2 separate regions of the Homo sapiens genome follow, and region 2 is linked to region 1. The links are chromatin contacts, found by Hi-C or POLR2A ChIA-PET in ENCODE. All regions are on one chromosome and are shown on one strand. The core of a region is the stretch at or near the end of the contact, and the rest is flanking DNA. Distances in the headings are between cores, read along the strand shown.

Region 1 (4,689 bases), core at 2,046-4,545:
AATGGGGGAAGTGGCCAGATTCAGTACATACTTAGGGGGTAAAATGGGCAGTGCCTGATGCCTGGCTGGAGGCAGAGGACAAGGGAGGCAGAGGATTTTAAGGTGGTGCCCACATTTCAGGCTTGAAATAAATTGTCAAATTTTCCATAATGCTAATTTTCACCTTGATAATGGGAATGATATCTACCAACACTTTCAAAGACTTCATGGGAAGCTCATGGACAACCACAGGCTGCATCCTTCCAACCTTCTGTTGCATTATTACAGCTCCAATGTTCTTCCAGGAATCTTGCAATAAATCTTTTCATCATAAAAGTCTATTTACTGCAAGACAATGGAAGACTATGAGAGGTTATGAAGCTCCTTCCTTGCTTTTTCCTTGAGAAACTTTATGATCTTTACCTGAGTTAACAGTGGCACTTAGCAGGAATGTTAGATTTTCTTCTGGCTTTCTCTTGTTTTAATCACAGAAAACAGAGAACTTAAAATATTATATACACTAATACACGCACACACTCACCACATGTACACATTTGCTCTTTTTCTATTCTTGTTCAGACTACACCTTAATATAGCTGTTTTTAATAGTGGAGTCAGAGTGGGGTTCATGATGTCTTCGGGCGTTCTAGAATCCTCTTGAATTTTATACAAAATTTTGGGTGCAAATGGATATAAGCATTTCCCCAAGGATATTATTATTCCCTAAGGATACCCTAATTCCCTGAGGATATTATCAATAGCTTTCATTAGATATTCAAAGAGGTCTAAGACCCAAAAACAGATTAAGAGCCACATGGCTACCCTTCAAGGGGATTTGTCATTAATCAACCCACTGACTAAATAATAATACACATTTGGAAGCCTTCAGTAAGCAGAACACAGCAGTTCACTGCAGTTGTTCATCATGGGGATACAGGCCAAGCAGCAAGGCATGCTTCAAATTCCGCTTTTTCAAAGTGACACCTTTTTTTTTTTTTTTTTTTTTTTGCCATCTATTTGTTTGGCTGATGGGGAAAATCATCACCTACATAATTAAACAGAACTTGCTACAAAGCTGCAGTTAAGATGGCAGTGAAGGATGGCTGATTGTGTATTTTTAAACTTTCATTTTAGAGACTACTTCCTTGTTATTTTGAACATTTTTCATAGATTAATTCTGAACTTAGAATCCTAAACTGCTGCCAAGATTGTAGCAAGAGGCATTCTTCAAATAGAGAAACAGAACTCAGGGCTCAACAAAAATATACTTTAATAAGTTAAGTGAATGCAGTTCTTATTGGCTTTCTGTGAATCCATTCTGCTAGAATTTCAATTGCAAAATCCTCATTTCCCCAGAAGCTACTAATAGTAAGAAATTTGGCTGCACAATAAACATTTTAATGTGCATCCTAACCACTGACTGAATTACGGTCTCAGAAACAAAAACAAAGCACGTACCGGAGCAGATAAAACACTACTAGGTCTAGGCAACCTTAGACCAGCAAAGATCATTTATGAACAAAGAAAAAGAACCCACACCATTCATAATACAGGACTGCACAGAAAGAACTTTTTAAAATAACTTCTCAAATTGTTTGATAATTCACTGGCCATCACCGAACTGATTCCACAAATCCTGAGTCTAGTGTCTAAAACAATAAACTCACATATTTTTCCCCCAATGACTAAACTCTTCCCAGAGAAAATAGACAAGGATACTTCTAATACATATTTCCTTTAACTAAACAAGAAGTCGTGTCTACCCTTGATTCCAAATGCCACCATTTTCCTCTTTAATTCCTCCTCCTTCTGAAGAGCTCTGAACTTGACATTCAGCTTCCAGCTGGAACTGCAGATAAGCAGCCTGTTACAAGTGCTTCATACCCCTACCAGGAACTAAAAAGCAGTCCTGATCTGACTGTCTGGTTCCAGACTTCAGATCTGCTCAACTATTTCCCAGCAACCCTGGTACTTTCAATCACCATTTCAGAGACACAGATTCTAAATGTAGGAAAAGCATCTGAACCACATCAGGATGTATCTTCAATTCTGCCCCAGAACTTAGACCTTTAGAAACTACGGGAAATGAGCATGAATGGGAATTCTTTCTGCCCTTCAGAGCCCCAGCAATTAATCATCTTAAATGACTTCATGTCACAAGGCCACACTCTATTTTTAAAATACAGTTCCTTCTTTCGTCTCGATATGCCTTGTGATTTAAACTCCAACCAAACATCTCAATATAATGCACACAGTATTCTTTCAAAAAATGCTTTTTTTCCCCCTGGGAGTACTGTTAAATACCAGTGAAGTTACCTTAAAACTGAAGGCAACAAAATACATATAAAAGGCAAAAAAAAAAAAAAAAGAATAGGTAGACAAGCAAACAGTTTAGGCAATTGAAAAGAGGACACAGACTCAGGCTATAATTTGGTTCCAAGCATATCAGAATGCATAAAGTATTTCACTGCATTTTATAAAAGTACTAAAAAGCCAGACATGGTCATCATTTGGCTTATGATTAATATTTAAAGTACTAAGAAGCATCTATATTAAAACAGTGATAGTATTCTCAGTGACTGTCAAGTAATTTGGAACCATGTTCACAGCACAAACACTTGGTATCTGACTAAACTCTTCTGGCTGGAAAGCTTCTGGGTATCTCAAAGTTTCACAAGGAGTTTTAACAAATAGGAATTTCCACAGAACAATCTTCCTGCACCTGCAGGGCTAAATACAAATTCAGACTATCAAAAACAAAATGCACCTATCAAAAACAAAATGCACATGTGCACGTCTTTCAGATTCTATTTAATGTATAGGCATAGATAGAAAAATTCCATTTTTAAAATATAATTCAGGCATAGGTGAAGAACTTAAATTTGGGGTAGGGTGAATTCCCTTTACTCAGATTTCAAGTAAGGAAGACAAAGAGAGAATAGGAATGTGTTCAAATAAGGCTGTCTTGTTTCTAGGACAATTAGGAGGTTAAACCAGGAAGGTGCCTCTGTTCCTCCAACAACCCCCAGCCCCTCCCAAAAATAAATGCAACCTTATCATCCTGCAGAAGGCTGGAATTTCCTTTTCAGGACATAAAGTCTTTCTTTCTGAAATCATACTAGATTATAATAATAGCTATGAAGAGGGGAAGGAGGTAGAGCAGGACAAGAAAGTGGGGGGAGGTGGGAACGCCACGATTGTGCCTTGTTTAGAGAGAAAGGGGATGAAATGAGGAACCACTTCTGTTTTCATCGTGAATAAAGTTGGTGAGTCATCAGGCAGGAGAGAGGAGGCTGGGAACAACGTGACCCACTAAGGATTCTGCTCCAAGGACAGTGGGTTTCCCGCTGGGCACCCACTCTTAAGTGCAGATCGGGAGACTAAGACAGGAACACCCGCCGTGGGCAGGCCAGGCTGGAAGGATAGAGGACTGTGGTCGAACCAAGGCAAGTTGTGGCAAGGACAAGGTCTGCCGAGGCCAGGCTGGGCTAGTGTTCTGAATAAACAGGGGGTCGGTGGTCAGAGCACACAGGGCTACCAAGAGGGGCTGAGAAAAGGCAGTGGGAAAAGCAAGGGACGAGAGAAAGAGTGATTTTGAGAACCGCTTGTATTTAAGCAAGTCATCTATATGCCAGGCACTGTAGTACGCTGGACACTTGATATACACGATGTGGAATTCTTCAGGAAAATCCCTGAGAAGTAGGTGATATTATCTGCTGTTTTCAGTTAAATCAACTAAGAGTCAGGGAGGTGCCTCCACACAGTGAGGGGAAGCAGTGGAGGGCTTACTGAGGCAGCGCAGGTAAAAGCACAGCAAACAATACGAACCTCTCCCGGGAACCAGAGGGCAGAGAGGAACTAAAACAAGAAGAAAGAAACCCAAGTCAGGCTTCCAGGAGATCACAATTTCACCGAGAGACAAAATACACCCACACGTAACCACACAGAATGGCACAGGTTAAGGCAGTTAAGGAGCTGGATGAACTGACCCAAAGGTCAGGTTGCGGAGGCTGGAGGTGGGAAAGAAGGTTGGAAAAATCCAGAAAGAGAAAATGCAGTCTAAAATTTCAAGAAGCCAGTCTGGACTAAGGAGATGAGTTAGGGAGGAAAATGCAGAACCAAGGGACATTATTTTTTCATAAAGATGGAACAGACTTAAGCATATTTGCATTCTAAAAGGAAATGTTCTTTTCTTTTTTCTTTTTCTTTTTCTTTTTCTTTTTTTTTTTTTTTTTTTAAATGGAGTTTCGCTCTTGTTGCCCAGGCTGGAGTGCAATGGCGCAATCTTGGCTCACCGCAACCTCCGCTTCCCGGGTTCAAGCGATTCTCCTGCCTCAGCCTCCGGAGCAGCTGGGATTACAGGCATGCACCACTACACCCAGCTAATTTTGTATTTTTAGTAGAGACGGGGTTTCTCCATGTTGGTCAGGCTGGTCTCTAACTCCCAACCTCAGGTGATCCACCCACCTCGGCCTCCCAAAGTGCTGGGATTAGAGGCATGAGCCACATCGCCGGGCTCTAAAAGGAAATGTTCAAAAGAGAAGAAACGTCAGCTTACAGGCAGGCCCTGAGATAACTGATGGAGTAAGATCTCTAGAAAGGCAGGAATGGAAAGGATGCAGAGCACAGGTGCAGGAGGCTGGAGAGAAGGGACACTTCTTCCAGGACCACAGGGGAAAGAGGCAGGAAGAGGTGTGCTGAGTGATGGTC
Region 2 (4,926 bases), core at 1,872-4,371, 60 kb after region 1:
CCTTTCCCTTTTTCTTTAATATACAAAACAAAAAATAAACAAAAAAACACTTCTTTTCCACATATCCTTTTGCTTCTAGTCAGATGATATTTATGTCCTTAAGACAGGCACTTATGTACTAAATTCAATAACATTACATTCATTTTGTAGAATGTAAATACAATGTTTCATGCCTAGCTTCTGGTAATACTCTGAACATCTATGCAAATGAACAGCATAGACTTGATGCCTGTAGCGAAGTATTATTGCACAAGACACAAGCACTGCCAAAGCTGGCCTGACTTTCACGACAAATAATACCCCATGACTTGTCAAACTGAAATCATCTGGCTACTGGCATTTTTCTCCTCACCATCAAAAATGATCTGCCTTGATAATCCCTGCAATTATCTCAATAACCTTGATTTGTTTAAAACAGCAAGAAAGCCTGAATTCACATTATTTTATATCAGGAAAAAAAAATGAAAGTTTTTACACTGAGGAGAAATTTCAACATACAATTTGGTAATAATGAATTTCCTCTGAATTTAGAAATAATAAAGCAAAAATATAAAAGTCACCAAACAATCCATGTAAGATTTTGCTGCCAGACAAAAAAGGAATCAAATACAAGAGACCATTAAATACATAGGAGATGAATGTTATACAGATGGATGGCAGATGATAGATAGATAGATAGATAGATAGATAGATAGATAGATAGATAGATAGTCTAACACACAGAAAAACAGACTTAAAGAGAGATTTTGTATAATCCTTTATAATGTCAATGCAAAGAGCATATTCTACTCAACCGAATAGGACATTTCTTTTGAAATAAACCTAACTTGATGTCCTTGGCATGGTATCAAAATACATGGATTACTCTGACTGTCCATGATATATGGCCTACTCCCAGGAAGCCCCAAATGTCACATCAGCCACATGTCTCCTTGTTGAGCTTTGAAAAAATATATAAAGTTTTTAGAGTTAAAAAAAGAATAATGTCAAATTATAAAACACATCAAAGAAACACATTATCCAGGGAAAGTAAAGGTATATACCAACTAGACTGAGCTGTGCCCGGTGTCCTCTGGCTTTGTGACAATGCCCGAGCACCACCTACCATAGACAACGTGATGTTCAGTGATTTTAATTAGAGAAGCTTCTAAATAGTGTTTTAGATTTAAAAAACAACATAGATAACTACATATAAATGATTTGTATTTCTGTATAAAAATTGAAAATAGTGTACTAATTTTTCAATTTAATCCTCTAAATGAGTTTAATTTCCCTTCATAGTAGAATTATCTGTCTGCATGTTGCCAAATACTAAGGAGATAAATTAGATTGATACTTAGAAAGCATCTGAATACTTCAAATTGAAGGAGTCTATAAATAACTAAAATAATTCACTGTCTGTCTATGTCAAGGTGCTATTTGGTAATTCTTTCAAAAACATTTTAATGATCATCTATTAACCACCAATATAGTCACAGGTACCTTGAGGAATATGAAGCTGATTAATCACACACCCGCTAAAGGGAGATAAGTATAGCAGCCACATGTCCTGGATAACCCAAGGTACGTCTGTCTTCTGCCACTCATCCTGGCATAAGGATTAACAGCACTGCTTTCACTCCCCCAAAATATCCCAGTTTAAACAATAAATCATATTGGTACCATATAGGTAAGAAATATACATAAATGAATAAGAAATGTAATACATGCCATTAAAAAATTACAGAGTGGCCTGGGTGTTCACAGGAGGGACACTATGTCTAACGACATGCACAGTGAAAGAACATTTCTGCTGGTTCTAGGACACTGCACAGATCTTAAATGAATTTATCACCAAAATATCGAATACAAATTTCTGATCACTGAACTGATTTCCCACTATTTCAAAGATACTGCCAGCCTAGAATTTATTCATCCAGTTGATACTCGATGTTAATAATTCATAATGTTTGAATAAATTAATAAATGATTACAAATGAATGCATTTTGATAACTTATGCATGAATAATTGATCCTTCTTAATTGTATTAATAGTAGCTAACATTACTTGAGTCCTCATGTACCAGGCATAGCTATCAGTCCTCTACGTATACACTTTCAATTAATACTTATGACAGCCCGACAATATGTGTACCACTGTCACCCTCATTTCACAGAAGAGGAAACACCAAGGGGTTAAGTAACTTGTCCAAGGTTATGCAACAGGCAAGTAACCAGACAGTACAATTCTGGGGTCCCTCTTTGAACACCATACTATGCTGTAGCTTTTTTAACTATATTGCAAGTTTAGTTATCTGAAACTTAACCACTCAGTACGCTAGCCAAATCCTTGCCACACACAATGATTTAAGTCAGAAACTGACACCAAACGTCCTGTGGGAACCACTCGCCCTCATGTGGAGCCTGTCTGCATAGTGGCTTCATATTGTCACTTTCCTTATGTCATGGCAGCCACCTACTCTCATTTTTTAAAAAATTTTGCCTTTATTACCTATTTTGGAATCTTAAAATATTAATAGTTAATTATGTATTAATTCTGCACCCATAAGTCTTGCATAATACTTTATGAGAATAGCACAGGAAGTCCCAAGATTCAGGGTCCAAAGGGTATCAACAGAGGTTGTCTGCAGCTCAGAACTTTCTAAACAGTTACGTCACTCTCACGGAGTCCATGCCACTCCCCTGCCACCCCCATCGGAGCTAGTGCTGGTGCCTACTGCTGGGAGACATAAGGAAACAGTTACGTCACTCTCACGGAGTCCATGCCACTCCCCTGCCACCCCCATCGGAGCTAGTGCCGGTGCCTACTGCTGGGAGACATAAGGACAGGTCACATCACTGGACCCCTTGCAGATAATCTTCACCAACAGCCTGAAATGTGGCAGCCCTATGGGGTGGCTACACCCAGAGGAATAGCAGTGTTCACAGTGGTCTGGCTCTCAGGGACACCAACTCCTAGGGGAAGGGGAAGTGCACCACATCAAGGGAACACCCCATAGGACAAAAGAGTCTGGATACCAGGCCTTGAGTCCCAGAACATTCTGCTCACGGGAAGTTTCTTTCAGCAGAGGCATTAGTGCAATGCTGGTGCTCGTGAAGGGTCTTGGAGAAGGGGACTTCTTTTCTCTCTTATCCATTACTGCAAACACAGCTGGGGCTTCTCCCACAAGAGCTTGATATGGGTGTATCTATAGACAGCCTTTCTGGAACACTTTAGGGTGACAGCATCCTCACATTAGGAGTGCCCTCCAGATTCAGGCTTACACAAGAGGTGGTCACAACTCCTCTCTACTTGGAACATCAACATTCCTAGACATGAAAACAGGTGCCTGTCTGATAGGAATAGCTGGAACATTGGGTCAGGAGTGCATCTGGGAGTTGGATCACTTTCCTGCTGGCCTGGCAGAAGAACTAAGGTGGCTCCCACCCTTCCCCCTGATGAGACCTCAGTGTTTTTCACTGAAAGCTCCCCCAGCCACCTCTGTCAGGGCTGGGACATCTGCCCACTATTGGGTACTGCATTTAGCCACCTGCTTTAGCCACAACCAGTTTCTACCCAGGGATACTTCCCATACTGGCCTGAAGCTTTAACTATTCAACCCAGTAAATAAATAAAATACTGGTACAAAATAAATAAATAAATAAATAAATAAATGCACACTGTGGGGAAACAAGATAAGCTTCAAGAGATCTCTGCCATTCCAACCCCATAGGAGATGCTGAACTTGTTCACACACTGAGCACATTGTTACTACAAGAGGCGTCTGGGAAAGCCACAATACAAAGATTCACTATAACCAAGGAACCCATACAAATTACTCAGTACTAAAAGCACTAAGAGCCAAATTAGGCTATAATAAACTATAAACATGTAAGTCACATCCTTCTGAAATACCAGATAAAAAATTCAAAAGGTTGATTACTAAGCTACTCAAGCAGATACCAGAGAAAGGTGAAAACTAACATAAAGAAATGAAAAAAAAATTCAAGATATAAATGAAAAATGTTATAAAGAGATACATATTTTAAAGAAAAACCAATCAGAACATCTGGAAATGAAAGACACACTTAGGGAGTTTAAAAATGCATGGGAAACTTTAACAACAGACCTGATCAAGTAGAAGAAAAAATTTCAGAGCTCGAAGATAAGGCTTTTGTTCACCCAATCAAACAAAAATTTAAAAAATAAATAAGAAGGAATGAACAAACTCTCCAGGGAACTTGGGATTATGTAAAAGGTCCAATCCTAAAAATAACTGGTGTTCCTGAGGGAGAAGAGAAAACAAAATGTTTAGAAAAATTACTTGATGGAATAATAGAGGAATACATCCCTGGTCTTGCTAGAGATTTAGATGTCCAAACACAAGAAGCTCAAAAATTCCTGGGAGACTCACTGCAAAAAGGACATCACCAAGGTATATAGTCATCAAGCTATCTAAAGTCAACATGAAGGAAAGAATTCTAAGAGCAGTGAGACAAAATGCAATAGGTAACATATAAAGAAAAATCTATCAAACTAACAGCAGTCTTCTTAGCAGAAATCTTAAAAGCCAGAAGGAATTGGGATTTTATTTTTAGCCTCTTTAAACAGAATAACTGAGAGCCAAGAATTCTGTATCCAGCAAAACTAAATTTCAAAATGAAGGAGAAATAAAGTCATTTTCAGACAAACAAATGCCGAGGGAATTTGTCAGTACCCCAGACCAGCCCTACGAGAAAGGTTAAAAGGAGTTATAAATCTTCAAACAGAAGCTCAGTATGCACTAGAATAGAATCTCTTGAAAGCATAAAACTCACAGGGCCTATAAAACAATAACACAATAAGAAAACAAACCATCTAGGTAACAATTAACATGATGACTGGAACAGTACCTCACATCTCAATATTAATGTTGAAAGTAAATGGTGTAAATGCTCCACTTAAAA

Evidence for each region. Hi-C counts contacts between places; a loop is a spot of excess contacts on that map. ChIA-PET counts read pairs that join two places held with the same protein, here RNA polymerase II (POLR2A).
Region 2: a loop to region 1 is called in a map with no recorded cell type, with 1.9 times the contacts of the local background. The contact joins the enhancer-like site here to the promoter of L3MBTL4-AS1 in region 1. A Hi-C loop is called at or near these places in 1 of 168 maps with a recorded cell type or tissue (heart right ventricle) and 1 of 37 single-sample maps with no recorded cell type. POLR2A ChIA-PET finds 5 or more read pairs at or near these places in 1 of 52 experiments (GM12878).

The regions. Positions count from the first base shown.
Region 1 is chr18:6,253,449-6,258,137 of GRCh38, forward strand. L3MBTL4-AS1 (L3MBTL4 antisense RNA 1) reads left to right here and starts at 3,296. Exons shown (of 3, transcript NR_110765.1): 1 at 3,296-3,425. All of the region lies in intron 5 of L3MBTL4 (L3MBTL histone methyl-lysine binding protein 4), which reads right to left.
Region 2 is chr18:6,313,375-6,318,300 of GRCh38, forward strand. All of the region lies in intron 1 of L3MBTL4 (L3MBTL histone methyl-lysine binding protein 4), which reads right to left. Among named protein-coding and RNA genes, the nearest start is that of MIR4317, 59 kb to the right of the region's middle. Within about 2 kb of position 3,122, at least 2 of the 41 ENCODE cell types and tissues checked have a DNase peak (open chromatin) inside an H3K27ac peak, as active enhancers do.